2 separate regions of the Homo sapiens genome follow, and region 1 is linked to region 2. A link is a contact called in ENCODE Hi-C or POLR2A ChIA-PET data. All regions are on one chromosome and are shown on one strand. The core of a region is the stretch at or near the end of the contact, and the rest is flanking DNA. Distances in the headings are between cores, read along the strand shown.

The links. Hi-C counts contacts between places; a loop is a spot of excess contacts on that map. ChIA-PET counts read pairs that join two places held with the same protein, here RNA polymerase II (POLR2A).
Region 1: a map of endothelial cell of umbilical vein shows a loop between it and region 2 (5-fold over the local background). The contact joins two enhancer-like sites. A Hi-C loop is called at or near these places in 1 of 168 maps with a recorded cell type or tissue (endothelial cell of umbilical vein). POLR2A ChIA-PET finds 5 or more read pairs at or near these places in 3 of 52 experiments (OCI-LY7, Panc1 and T-cell).

What each region holds. Positions count from the first base shown.
Region 1 is chr2:12,960,254-12,967,572 of GRCh38, reverse strand. LOC100506474 (a long non-coding RNA gene) reads left to right here. Exons shown (of 6, transcript NR_038434.1): 6 at 1-791. Among named protein-coding and RNA genes, the nearest start is that of MIR3125, 230 kb to the right of the region's middle. Within about 2 kb of position 1,977, at least 3 of the 41 ENCODE cell types and tissues checked have a DNase peak (open chromatin) inside an H3K27ac peak, as active enhancers do.
Region 2 is chr2:12,785,918-12,792,516 of GRCh38, reverse strand. No RefSeq gene overlaps it. Among named protein-coding and RNA genes, the nearest start is that of MIR3125, 52 kb to the right of the region's middle. Within about 2 kb of position 4,521, at least 5 of the 41 ENCODE cell types and tissues checked have a DNase peak (open chromatin) inside an H3K27ac peak, as active enhancers do.

The sequences.
Region 1 (7,319 bases), core at 728-3,227, 180 kb before region 2:
ATTATTTTGAAGAATTGGAAAACTTTATAGCTGATTATGCTATGTGTGGAAGATACAACAGGATTATAAGAGAGAGAAGACAATATCCTTGCTGTGTCCAGAAGGCTTTAGCCGGGGTGTCCTACTGAGAGATGACAAACTTAAGGTTTTTCTCTTCCCAGACATTACTGGACAACTAGCTATGTAATTAGGTCTTATGCCGAAAAGACTGAAAGGAAAACATCTCAGATCTAGGAATGTGATCAAGAAAGAAGGCTGGTTAAAGAATAACATGGGGAAAATGAATGCAGTGAAATGGTTCACGCACAAGTTCTAGGAATTCAGAGTGCAACAGCAGAAATGCGATTTTTGTTAGATATTTCAGAAAGTGATGTGAGTCCCTGAGGTCATACTGCAGCGTTCAGGTTCTGTTTGGCCTCCTGCACGAAGCTTTCCTTGATTGGAAAAGCTGCATACTCTGAAGCACATCGCATGTGTCCTGTCTGTAGTTCATTTCATTTCCCCAGATTTGTTATCATCCACCATCACTCATACAAGCCTACCTTCTTCATGCCAACCTTTGTAATCTTTCTACCTTGCTAACCTGGTCATGTCAAGGACCAGCTAATAAATAGCAAAGTTGTACCTTGAGCCAAGGTATCTTGACTCTTAGTCCAGTGCTCTTTATATACCTCTGAAGTCTTATTTGAGCTTCAAAATTATGAGTCTGTGCTCTCAAGATTTTTTTGAAAATGTACTTAATGTTGCCCCTAAGCTTTTATGAGAAATAATAAAGTTCTTTCCAGATTGAATATCTAATAACTCCATTTCATTTTATGCTTTCTCATGTATGGATGTCTATAACTGGAATGCTATTTGGGCTACTGAGATATTTTCTTAATTCTCTGTTTTGTGTTAGTTCTTTTTGTTTGTTTATTTGACAACCATATTTTTGCACCTGAGATAAATCTGGCATTCTATTCAACTTCAATTTCAAAGAGAATCTGAGAATGTACTGGTAGAACGATATTTGAATACTAATATCTTGGAAATACAGAAATAAGTATCATACATTTTGTTACATTCTGTTTGTGTACAAATAATATAAAAATCAATGAATGAGAATTTCATATTTGAATTGTATATGGATTGATGCAATAACTTGATTTAGACAATACTTTTTATGAAGAAAGGTAAAAACAATAAAAATATAGAATTGCTTATAGTTTTGTAACATATATGGTCTAGATACTGTTTATATAACAACAATCCCAAACTCTCCATGCAATTCAGGCAAAACTTATTTGTCCAGATATTTGGCTTTACTGCAGTAGTAAATTTTCAATTTGATGAAATAGTCATTTACAGAAATGTAGATCAGTTATTTGAATTTGTTTGTTAATTCAGGCAAGATTGTTAATCTGGCAGTACAACTAAATATCTAAAGTGAAGCAGACCATGTTCTAAGAAATTTACACTTCATGTAGGTCAGATCATGTGATATGATAATTGTCTGCAAATATCTGAAGATATATCACCTGGAAAAGGGCCAGAAATATTCTCCTTGGCTGTAAATTTCAGGGATAGAGCTAAAAAAGCTGAAGTCAGAAGCCATCAGATTTTAGGTCCCTGCAAGCAAAAATTATCTAAAGAAATTGTTAAAAGCAGAATTAACTTCCTGTGGAAGTGGTGAGTTCTTTATCACAGGAGGTGTTAAAATAAAATGCAGATGTATCTCCTTCTATGATTTATACAATTTTAGTTTTGGAAGTAGAGATTGAGCTGCCTGAAGAAAAAACAGAATGTATTAATCACTGCTCATTTTCTTCCATGCTGTGTTCTAAATATATAATTAAACTCTTGTGTATTAACAAGCAAAGGGCTTTTCAGAAAAAAAAATTATCTCTGAACACAGAGGAAACCAATTCAACTGTACTCAGAGTAGGAAGGAAACAGACATGATGATCTCATTGTTGTATTTCTAGGAAAGATGAGTCATGCAGTCTGCTCAAATTCAGGGTAGCTGGAGGGAAGATGGACATCAATGATGCTTTCTTCCTTTTTAATAGAGACCAGGGTCTCAAGTTTCTTTTAAAATAAAAAGGAGGAAAGCACTTAGAAATTAGCCTAAATCAAGAAAATTTCAGAAGAATATTCTGGAAAATATAAGTATAAATAAATCTGTTTCAACTTGAAATTAATTGAATTGGGTGTGGGGTGTGCGGGGTGGGGGGCGCGGTGGATGGGAAGGAGGGGTCATAGAAACTATCCGAACTCACAGGATCTCCTGTTTCTAACTCTAGCCAGCCATCATCCCTGAGATCAATTTCAATTTCCCTTTGATTTGCTTGCAAGGACAAAGAACCAGTTCAGAGAAGTGAAGGGCTGGGAGGGAGAGGGAGGGGCCATAGGCAAAGGACACTAAAGCAGAGGCACATGCTTTTTTAGGAATAGCATTTTTTCAGTTGGGTAGTAGAGTATGGAAGCCATGGCTCTCCGGAAGTTTCTTTCTTTCTAAATGTCTCCAAACTACATGCCATGGTTTTATGATTCTATAAACTAGCATTCACTGAAAGTCCACTGTGGACCAGGCACTGTGAAACAGATTTATGGATGTGAAATTGCCAAGCTTCTTAAATGGTATTCAGTTTCTAAATTTTGAGAGAATGCTTTTGTGTTGATAGCCTTGGCCATACCCTTTCTACAAAGTTGGGGTACTTCCTACTACTAAGAGAAAGAAAAGGTAGTAATGTTGACCTTTTATAGATTGCGAGAAGATGTGAAAGTTACATTTTTCTCAATACTCCACTTGATCAAATAACAAGTTGAAAATATATTTTAGATTCTGCTTGCTATATTTGCTTGCCAAATTATCAGTCTTATGATAAAGAGTTAAAATCGGGGGTAAAAATTTAACAATATTTAAAGACAGTATCCATATAACTTTCCACTGAAGTCTTAGTAAATATTAAGTAGATTAATAAATTCCTGGGGTTTTTAAAAGGATTGTAATGTAGGTCAATACTTTTTTCTTGAGTTAGTAAACTCAAACCTAGCAAGGACAATGACTTGTTCAAGGTTCCACCTAATTAATACTTGGACAATTGGGTAAAATGTAGAAGTTATAGATATAGTAATATGTGCAAGGTATCTTAATTACATTATCGTACCCACTTGTAAAATTAGTTTTATTTTTATTAAAATTATACTTGCATATAATTGAAATTGTAGAACAGTTCAATAAAGAACGTTGAAAACAATTATTTTTAGTTCTCAGAGATACTCAGTTTTAACTCTTAATATATTATTTTTATAGCTTCTTTTATAGCCTCAAAATATGTTAATATTTCTACTCTTAAATTTTCAATTCTGGTATTTTGGTTTAGGGCCATACTCTGATAGCTTCCTGAGATGTGACGAGTAACATTGTTCAGAAATTAGATTTCTGATAGTGTCTTTACTCTATACTCATACTTAATTGATAATTTGCCTGAATATCAAATTCAAGGGTGAAAATCAACTTCTGAAAATGTCAAATACATTTTTCACTTTATTTTAACTTCCAATGTTATTGATGAGGAAGCAATGACATTTTGATTTTTGTACCAATTTTGGAAGTCCACTTTTTTCTGCATGGAAGCTTATCCTATCTTCTCTGCCATCAATCCTGAAATCTCAGATGATGTATATTGTGGAAAGCCTATGGCTGTATTTTCATCTGTTTTTCTGGGTGCATGGTGGGCCCTGTGAAAATTCTTATTATTCAGTTCTGAAAATACCTCTTGATTTATTCCTCGGATGATTTCCTTGCCTCTGTTTTTCCAGTCTCTCTTTCTGAAGCTCCTGTTATTCAGATGTTGAGAAATCTCTATTCCTCCTGTACTTTTCTAATCCTCACCTCCTATTTTCTACTTTGACTTTTTGTTCTAATTACTTAGCTGCTTCTTCTTATTAATCTTTTTTTAAGTTTTTTATTTCTGCCATCTTGTTTTTAATTTCCAAAGCTTTATTTAATTCTCTAAAAGTTTCTTTTAAGAACAACCTACCACTGTTTCATGAATACAGCATTTAAACAAATTTTCTCTGGTGATAATAACTTCATTTTTTAAATGTTTTCTTTGCCCTGAAAGGAGTCATAGTTTCAGTTTTCTCTAAGTTACTAAGTTTTTACCAGTTGGTTTTGTCTTCATTTCATATTGAATGCATTTCTCAGGACTGGTGATTCCTGGTGATTGCTGTTTAAAATCAGGGCACCAAAAAACAGAACGGAAGTTGTGTGGTGTTTGGTCTGACCATGGTCTTGCTCTGCCTTCTCAACTAGATGTTCTATGAAAATTAATTCCTAATTCCCTCAGGAGTCTATCTACATAATGAATTAATTTCTCTTCTATGAAACTAGAATATACTGTATGAGCAATACACTAATAATATTATTACTGATAATACACTAACGCGCCATGGGGAAATTTAGAAAATGGTCACCAAACTCATTTTCTGGAGACCATGGTTCAGATGAGGAAATCTGATTGAAATTATAATCTGACTGGGTCATTTTGTGGGGATCCTCCATTGTCAAAAACTTTAGCTCTTTTCTGTTGAGTTGCTCAGATTCCCAGGAAGCCTCTTAAAATCTTCTTGAAGGCTTGGTCTGGGTTAATAGCTAATAGTCCAAGAGAAAGAAAAGTGAAAAGTCCCACCATTGTTAAATCTTCAGCTAGCTCTCTGATATCTGTATATTATTCAACTGTGTCTTATGTCCCCCAGGTACAAGACTGTGCTTTACTTCTATAGAAAACAAACCACATTCTAGGGTTGGGGAGAAAAAAAGTAACCAGGATCCAGGAAGTGTGATAAAGTATGTATATCTAAATGCTTTTCAAATATAGGAACAATCACTCCTGTTTATAGTCCCATCTTTACCCCTTTTTAGACACACCTGGAAGCACTAATCCCTGGATCTCTTAGATTTATGCAATGTAAATGTGTTTGCTTCTGGGCTTTCTTAATTGCCAGCTTAAAATGTGGCTTCCTTCATTTGCCTTATACCTTCTGAAATTGCCTTCCTACTCTCACATTTTCTTTGCCCTTACAGTCCTTCCCACATGCTCTTTTACTATTGTTTAGATAGTGTTCTTAAAGGATTAACAAAGATAAACGTGGGTTAAGTCCATGTCTTTGGAACAATTCGGCTTGATGAGTATATTCCTCTCTCAGGACTTCCATAACAAAATGCCATAGACTGGGTGGCTTAAACAACAGGGAGGCATTATGTCACATTCTGAAGTTCAAGATTAAAGTGTTAGCAAGATTGGTTTTTCAAAGGGCCTTTCTCCTTTCCTTGTACATGACTGACTTCTCTCTGTTTTCACATGGTTTTTCCTCTGTGCGAATCTTTGTCCTAATCGTCTTTTCTTATTATGATGCCAGTTATACTGGATGTATGCCCACCCATATGAACTCATTTTACCTTAATTGCCTCTTTAAAGATCCTACTCCAAATATAGTCACATTCTGAGGACTGGGGAATAGGACTTCAATGTATACATTTTTTAGAGGTGAGGGCACAATTCAGCCCATAACATGAGGTATTTCATCACTGTGCATTTTTACTCTTTATACAGAGTTGCCTTACCAGGTTCTTGACCCCAAACATCCTCCACTCTTTGGTTCTTTCCTTCCAAAGTTGCTGCCATTTGGAATTGCAACGTGTTTTAATTCATCCATCCAATTTAATGAAGATTTCCTGAAGTATCTCTAAAAAAGATCATTCAGAGTGACATATCTGAAAATAGCAGAGTAGAAAACTCAACTTACGCAATGTTTAAGAGGAATAAAACTGTCAGACTCAATTTTGTTGAAATTCTGAAATCTAATAAAAAATTACAATCATTATAAAAGTGCTTAACAGATAAAGAAGCTGTTAAAGTTTTGTAAAACAGAGTTGTGGTGTTTTGGAGACTAATATGAGGATGGCGGTCCACGTTCCTGGTGCATCTTACTAATGGTGTGAAGTGCACTATAGACCATGATCTCAGTTAAAGAATTGTTGATTTACCTGTCAGGAGCTCCCTGGGAGATAGGTTCAGGGGCTTGCCTTTGTTTCATCCCTCTTAAAAGTTTCTTAGGAATAGAGCGGATTCCTGAATTGTGTCTGTCAAAGGTATTTAAAAACATACTAACTACAGCCTCATGGAGAAAGGGACAACTGTTGGAAAAGCAAAGGATAAACCAAATCCCTAGAAAGAAAGAGGCTGAGGAAATACACAGAAGTAAAAGCTTTCAAAAACTTCCACATATAGGGGGGAATTGTCTTAGTGAGTTCAGGCTGTTATAACAGAATAACATAGACTGAGTGGCCTAAACAACAGAATTTCTTTCTCACAGTGATGAAGGCTGTAAAGTCCAATATCAATGCAGACCTGATGTCTGGTGAGGGTCCACCTTCTAGTTTGCAGATAGCCATCCTCTCATTTTGCCCTAACATAGCAGAGAGCAGACAGAGATGATGAAGCAAGCTCTCTATAAGGACTCTAATACTATCTATAGCGCCTCCACCCTCAAGACCTAATTACCTCCCAAAGACACTACCTCCTAATACCAGCACATTGCAGGTTAAGAGTTCAACATATAAAATTTGGCTGGCCAAAAATATTCAGTTTGTAGGAGGAATCTAGAATGCTGTGTTCATGCTTAAGATGATGCATACTTTAAAAAAATGAGAAAACCCAAAGGTTTTACCTCTGGCTGACTTCTAGACTATGTCTAAGCAGGAAGAGAAAGCTAAGACATTCTGCAATGACAAGAAAATGTTTTTCTTCTTTCTTTCTGTTTTATTTTTTCTTTCTTTCCTTCCTTCTTTTTTGTTTGTCTTTTTTTTTTTTTTTTTGGATCCAGGCATTTAAAGAAATTTCTGTGTAATCACTACCTGAACCACTAAGTTAATTGAACAAAGATTTCAGTTGCCACGCACAGCAAAGAATAGTATTTCCAAAATAGTTTATAAAAATTACTAAGCAAGCAGATAACCACAATCTATAACAAGAAGCAAAAACAAACCCTGGGGAGAGGGGAGATAATTGGATTTCAACAGTTACCACATTATAATATTCAACATGTCCAGTTTTCAACAACAACAACAACCAAAATAAATGAGGCATGCAATAAAATAAGAAACTGTAGACCATTCATAGGAAATAAAATTAACAGAAATTACTGTTGAGGAAGCCCAGATATTGGATTTACTACACAAAGACTTTAAGTCGACTTCCTTAAGTATGCTCAAACAGCTACAAGAAACCATAAACAAAGAACTAAACAAAATCAGGAAAATGATGTTTCAC
Region 2 (6,599 bases), core at 3,272-5,771:
CTGAAATCTTTCATCTTTTTTAATTGCAATGTTAATTTCCTTTTTACTTATCATTTTATAACAGCTTTTACACATGATGTCATATATGTGACTAAGATTTTATCAAACCTCTTTTACTTTAACTACAATTATGGTGTTTTCTGTTATTCAGAAGTTTGAATTGCAATATACTAAAATCTATGATACCTTGTTTTTATACTTTCTGGGTTTTGTAGGAAATTTAGAAATCTCTTCCAAACCTTAATTATAACGTTTCCAATATTTTCTTCTAGTGGGTTTATAGAATTTTTTTTTTAGTAAACTTAATTAAATTTTGAATTTATTATGTATATTAGCAGTGAATCAAGGACGAGAACCTATTCTTTTTCCATGCCTCCCCCAAGTTATTTTCCCTAAAAATATTTACTGACTAAGCAAGATTTCTCATTATTTCAAGTATCACCTTTATGACTCATTCAGTCTCATCACACACATGCAGATATAAGAATTATGGGTTTTGTTTCACTGAGTTGACGAGCTTCCATCTCAACATCAAGGTCTCTTCATTGTAATGGCATTATCTTAAGTGTACATATTTGATGGAGCAAATCTTCCTTCATTATTCTTACTTTTCCAAAAATGTTGTGAGCACTTTAATTAGCTTATTCTTTGAGAGGAATTGAAATTTTTTTTGCTATTTCACTAAAATTTATGATGCCACTACATTGAATATGAAGATTAATTTAGAGATAACTGGCACCTTCATGGTATTGAGATTTTTTCCATTCAATACAATGTATTTAAATTTTGTTTTGTGTCTCTCTAAAGAGTTTTATAATTTTGTTCATATAGGTTGTAAATATGTGTATTTAAGCTAGTATCAAATTATGTCCTATCTTTAATATTGTTATAATCAGGAATTCTTTCACATTTACTATGTAATTATTGTCATATGTGAAAGTTATTAATTTGTAAATATTTTGTGGCCAGGAAATTTACAATTACCAAAGCTTTATAAAGCAATTTCAGTTGACCTTTTTTGGATTTCTAGATTGATAATTTTCCATCAGAAAATAATGATAAATTTGCCTCCTACATGTCAATACTTCTATCTCTTAATTTTGTCTGTTTAATCATCTAGTTTATACTTCTTCAGTCCTGAAAATGGCAGAGAAGGGAAATAAAAAGATAAATATAAAAAAATTTGGGAATAAAAAGGAAGGTATAAAAAATAGTCTATAGAGATTCAACGTCTTGTTAACTGTGGTCTGAAAAAGATAACAGAGCACATGGGAGGGAAATCTAAATATATAATAAAAGGCTCACTGAGCTAAAGGAAGACTGACTCCCATCCCACCACACTCCCACCCACCACCATAGGCTAGGAATGTGTCCCCTCTCCTGCTGACTTTGAAGCTCATCATAGCATTTGCCTTGAATATAGGCAGAAATGATAGTAACCTATTCCATTCCAAAGTCTACAGAAGCATCACATGTTTTTATTCACCGTTTTGAACTTCTAACTATTTGGTGAGAAAGACATACTCCAGGTATTAAGGCTACTTCACCCTCCACTCCAGAATGAAGACACATGAAGCACAGGACCCAGCCTGGAGGTGGGAGATGAGCAGGGAGATGAACAGCAGAGTTCAGCTGACTCTCAGGAAAGTCAGAAACCTATGAGCTCATCAGATATCAATGCTTTTGGTTGTTGTACGATATTGTTGGAGTTTACTGTAGTATTGCAGCAAAAACTAATATACATAGTATTACAGGAAAAAAATTAAACAGAAAAAAGCATATTTTGATTGAAGTTAGCAAACTTCAAGTATAAAGAAGTTTCTTTTTTCCAGAAAACAGTTTCTAGACTAGGATTACTAATAAAGGAAATTAAATTGTGCTGACTTTAGATAACTCTTCAGCAATATTAGAAATGAGCATACAATATTTTAAAAATCTGCAAAGATTTGAAAGGAAGGTTGTAAGACCCAAATTTTTTAACTGGCAATGTCACTATACATCAAGACAACAACAATGAAATGATCCTCATCATAAAAGATCTTAAAAACTAGAACATTTGTGATCCTGAATACGTGCTTAAAATAACCACCATGAGAGTGAACAGGCAACCTACAGAATAGGAGAAAATTTTTGCAACCTACTCATCTGACAAAGGGCTAATATCCAGAATCTACAATGAACTCAGACAAATTTACAAGAAAAAAAACAAACAACCCCATCAAAAAGTGGGCGAAGGATATGAACAGACAATTCTCAAAAGAAGACATTCATGCAGCCAAAAAACACATGAAAAAATGCGCATCATCACTGGCCATCAGATAAATGCAAATCAAAACCACAATGAGATACCATCTCACACCAGTTAGAATGGTGATCATTAAAAAGTCAGGAAACAACAGGTGCTGGAGAGGATGTGGAGAAACAGGAACACTTTTACACTGTTGGTGGGACTGCAAACTAGTTCAATCATTGTGGAAGTCGGTGTGGCGATTCTTCAGGGATCTAGAACTAGAAATACCATTTGACCCAGCCATCCCATTACTGGGTATATACCCAAAGGATTATAAATCATGCTGCTATAAAGACACATGCATATGTATGTTTATTACGGCACTATTCACAATAGCAAAGACTTGGAACCAACCCAAATGTCCAACAATGATAGACTGGATTAAGAAAATGTGGCACATATACACCATGGAATACTATGCAGCCATAAAAAAGGATGAGTTAATGTCCTTTGTAGGGACATGGAAGAAGCTGGAAACCATCATTCTCAGCAAACTATCACAAGGACAAAAAACCAAACACCGCATGTTCTCATCGGTGGGAACTGAACAAAGAGAACACATGGACACAGGAAGGGGAACATCACACACCAGGGACTGTTGTGGGGAGGGGGGAGGCGGGGAGGGATAGCATTAGGAGATATACCTAATGCTAAATGACGAGTGAATTGGTGCAGCACACCAACATGGCACATGTATACATATGTAACAAACCTGCATGTTGTGCACATGTACCCTAAAACTTAAAGTATAATAATAGAAAAAATAAGTTAATTTAAAAAAGAATCAAACTAAAGATGTCAAAAGTGAGGAATCTATGGTGTATAAAGAGAGGTATTGAATATGGAATCAGTTTAAACTTGGTGTCAAGTCAAAATAGATATTTTCAAAAGAAAAACTGCTTAATGTAAAATACCACTTATTGAAGTGTTATTGTTGAGGTTCACATTCATCCCCTAGTATCAATCCAATGTAAAGTATTTGCCTCTAACTTTGTTTTTTTCATTTTGGGGTTTGCAGTGAGAGCAGTTAGGAAAAACTTACTCATTTCTCTAAATAAACTGAATAATTATATTAATATTTTCCAAGATTTTGTGTGGATATTTTTCATGATTGCCCTTTACATATAAAACATTGATTTTTAAATTGGATCATTTCTCCTATAATTTAATAACTTAAAACCAATGCCTAGTTTCTGTGTTTTCATCTTGTCATCTAATGCAGAGATGGATATGACAACATGAGGCATTTTAGTGAGAATTAAATTGGAAAACGTGTGTGTAAAAATAACAACAATGAAGGAGCTCAAAAACTGTGACTTGTGTCTGAATGCATAATTTAATCAATATAGCAGCCCTCCCCAACATAGAAAAACACTCACTAAATATCCTTCTGACTCCACAGACCACAATTCCTTAGAGAACTGGAGCACTGTCTTTGCATCTTTGTCTGTCCAGGTCCAAGACAGTGCTTGGCAGCCAACCACCATTCAGGAGATCCATGTTGAATGCAGGCAGAAAAGGATTTAATCTCTTCCCCAGCTCCTCAGGAAGAGAGCTTGCTTAGAAAATATATTTCTAGTACACATTTGTTTCATATTAGTCTCTCACCAAGTCTATGCAACTGTGGGATCCCGGAGACACAGAAGGTCAAGTCCTTCTTGCTATTTACTGACTTGCCTGTCCAACAGTTCCCATCATGATAGTCTTTCCTGGAAAATATTTAGGAAGACTAAAGCTTTTCTTAGTCATCTATGTAAACACTCTCGGAACATTTAATACGTGGCTGACACCATGCTAGACATTTTCACAACGATTATCTCATTTAATTTGCACTGTGATTTTTAAGTTGGATAGTATCAACCATATTTTACAGATGAGAAATGAAGATTTAAACATGTTAAGTTATTTGCCCACAGCTAATAAATGTCAGAGCACAGTTCTTGAGCCCCAGTCTCTCTGACGCCATATCCAGGTCTCATTCCACTCCATTACAGCGCCTAACAAAGAACAACTTAGGAAAATATTGTCTTTCTGTTTCCCTTTCTCTCTTCTGTCCTTTCTCCAAACATTGCTCATACAATGGAATGGAATTCTAAGGAGAGAGAAATAAATTCTTTTCTTTTGGAACTCCTTTTCCTTTGGATTTGTTCCCGGTTCTTGTGTGAACCATGGTTCAACTTCCACATCCTCTCTTTGACCCTAACTTCCTCTCAGATCCTTTTTCCAACAATCCTCTCCCACCCCATGTGATGAATCACCTGGCTTGCCTCAAGACAGAGAATAACAGACTCCAACCACCCCATCATTGCCTATGGTTCCAGCTAGCCATATATGCAGCCCTACATGCCTTATTTGGGTGAGTGGATCTAAGACGGTAATAGGTTTCTAATCGTTTTAATATGTACGTCATTCAGCAGAATAAACTGGTCATACTTACTAGTATTAATTTATTCATTCATTTATTCACTAAATGTTCACTCTTAATAAAGCATTCTGTTAGACACAAGGAACTCAAAGGTAAATACATTATATTCTCTGCATAGTAGGATACTAAAAACTTGTAGGAGGTGCAAATGAGTAAGCATTACAAAATAATGTGGTAAATTATGTGAGAGGTAGATAGGGTATAGTAGTGTAAGCCTTATATGCTTTGAGATAAATTAACCAGAATTGGAAGCCTAGCTTTCACACTTACTTGGAAGTATGCTCTCATGCAAGTCTCTTAGTCTTTTTGAATTCCATTTTCCTCATCTGTAAAACTGGAATAAGAATTTCTACCCATATTGCCATTATGAAGATTAAATGAAATGACAGAGAACATGGCCAGAGAAAAAGAACCCAATATAACCCATATCCTATCCCATTAGAGAAGAGGAGTAATGATAATAAAGTATAATTTTTCTCAAAATGAAGCCCAAGTTGAGAAACCAAAAGACAGTAATTTTTGAGACTGAATTACACAAAAATTGAACTAACGTTGTTAGACTTTTGTGTTTGATCAAGTAAGACCTAAAATAACTACAATATTTGATATGGTTTGGCTGTGTCCCCACCCAAATATCATCTTGAACTGTAGCTCCCATAATTCCCACATGTTGTGGGAAGGACCTGGTGGGAGATAATTGAATCATGGGGTCAGTTCCCTCATATTGTTCTTGTGGTGGTGAATAGGTCTCAAGTTATCTATTGGTCTTATAAGGGGTTTCCCCTTTTGCTTGGCTTTCATCCTCTCTTGCTTGTCCCCAGGTAAGATGTACCTTTTGCCTTCCACCACGATTGTGAGGCCTTCCCAGCCACATGGGACTGTGATTCGATTAAACCTCTTTTTCTTTATACATTACCCAGTCTCAGGTATGTCCTTATTAGCAGCATGTGACAGACTAACACACTAAATTGCTACTGGTGGCACTGCTGTAAAGATACCCAAAAATGTGGAAGCAACTTTGGAACTGGGTAACGGATAGAGGTTGAGACAGTTTGGAGGGCTCAGAAGACAGAAAAATGTGGGAACGTTTGGAACTTCCTAGAGACTTGGAGGGCTCAGAGGAAGACAGGAAAATGTTGGGAAGTTTAGAACTTCCTAGAGACTTGTTGAATGGCTTTGACCAAAATGCTGATAATGATATGGACAATGAAATCCAGGCTGAGGTGGGCTCAGATGGAGATGAGGAACTTGTTGGGAAGGGGAGAAATGGTGACTCTTGCTATGTTTTAGCAAACAGACTGGTGACATTTTGCTCCCACCCTAAAGATCTGTGGAACTTTGAACTTGAGGGAGATGATTTAGGGCATCTGGCAGAAGAAATTTCTAAGCAGCAAAGCATTCAAGAGGTGACTTGAGTGCTGTTAAAAAGCATTCAGTTTAAAAGGGAAACAGAGCATAAAAGTTTGGAAATTTTGCAGCCTAACAATGTAATAGGAAAGAAAAACCCATTTTCTGAGGAGAAATTCAAGCTGGCTGCAAAAATTTGCATGATTAATGAGGAGCTAAATGTTAATTGCCAAGACAATAGGGAAAATGTCTCCAGGGCATGTCAGAGGTCTTCTTCACAGCAGCCCTTCCCATCACAGGCCCAGAGTCCTAGGAGGAAAAAATTGTTTTGTGGGCAGGGCCTAGGGCCCACCTGCTGTGTGCAGCCTAGGGATTTGGTGTCCTGTGTCCCAGCCACTCTAGCCATGGCTACAAGGAGCCAAAGTACAGCTCAGGCTGTGGCTTCAGAGGGTGCAAGCCCCAAGCCTTGGCAGCTCCTATGTGGTGTTGAGCCTGTGGGTGCACAGAAGTCAAGAATTGAGGTTTGGGAACTTCCAC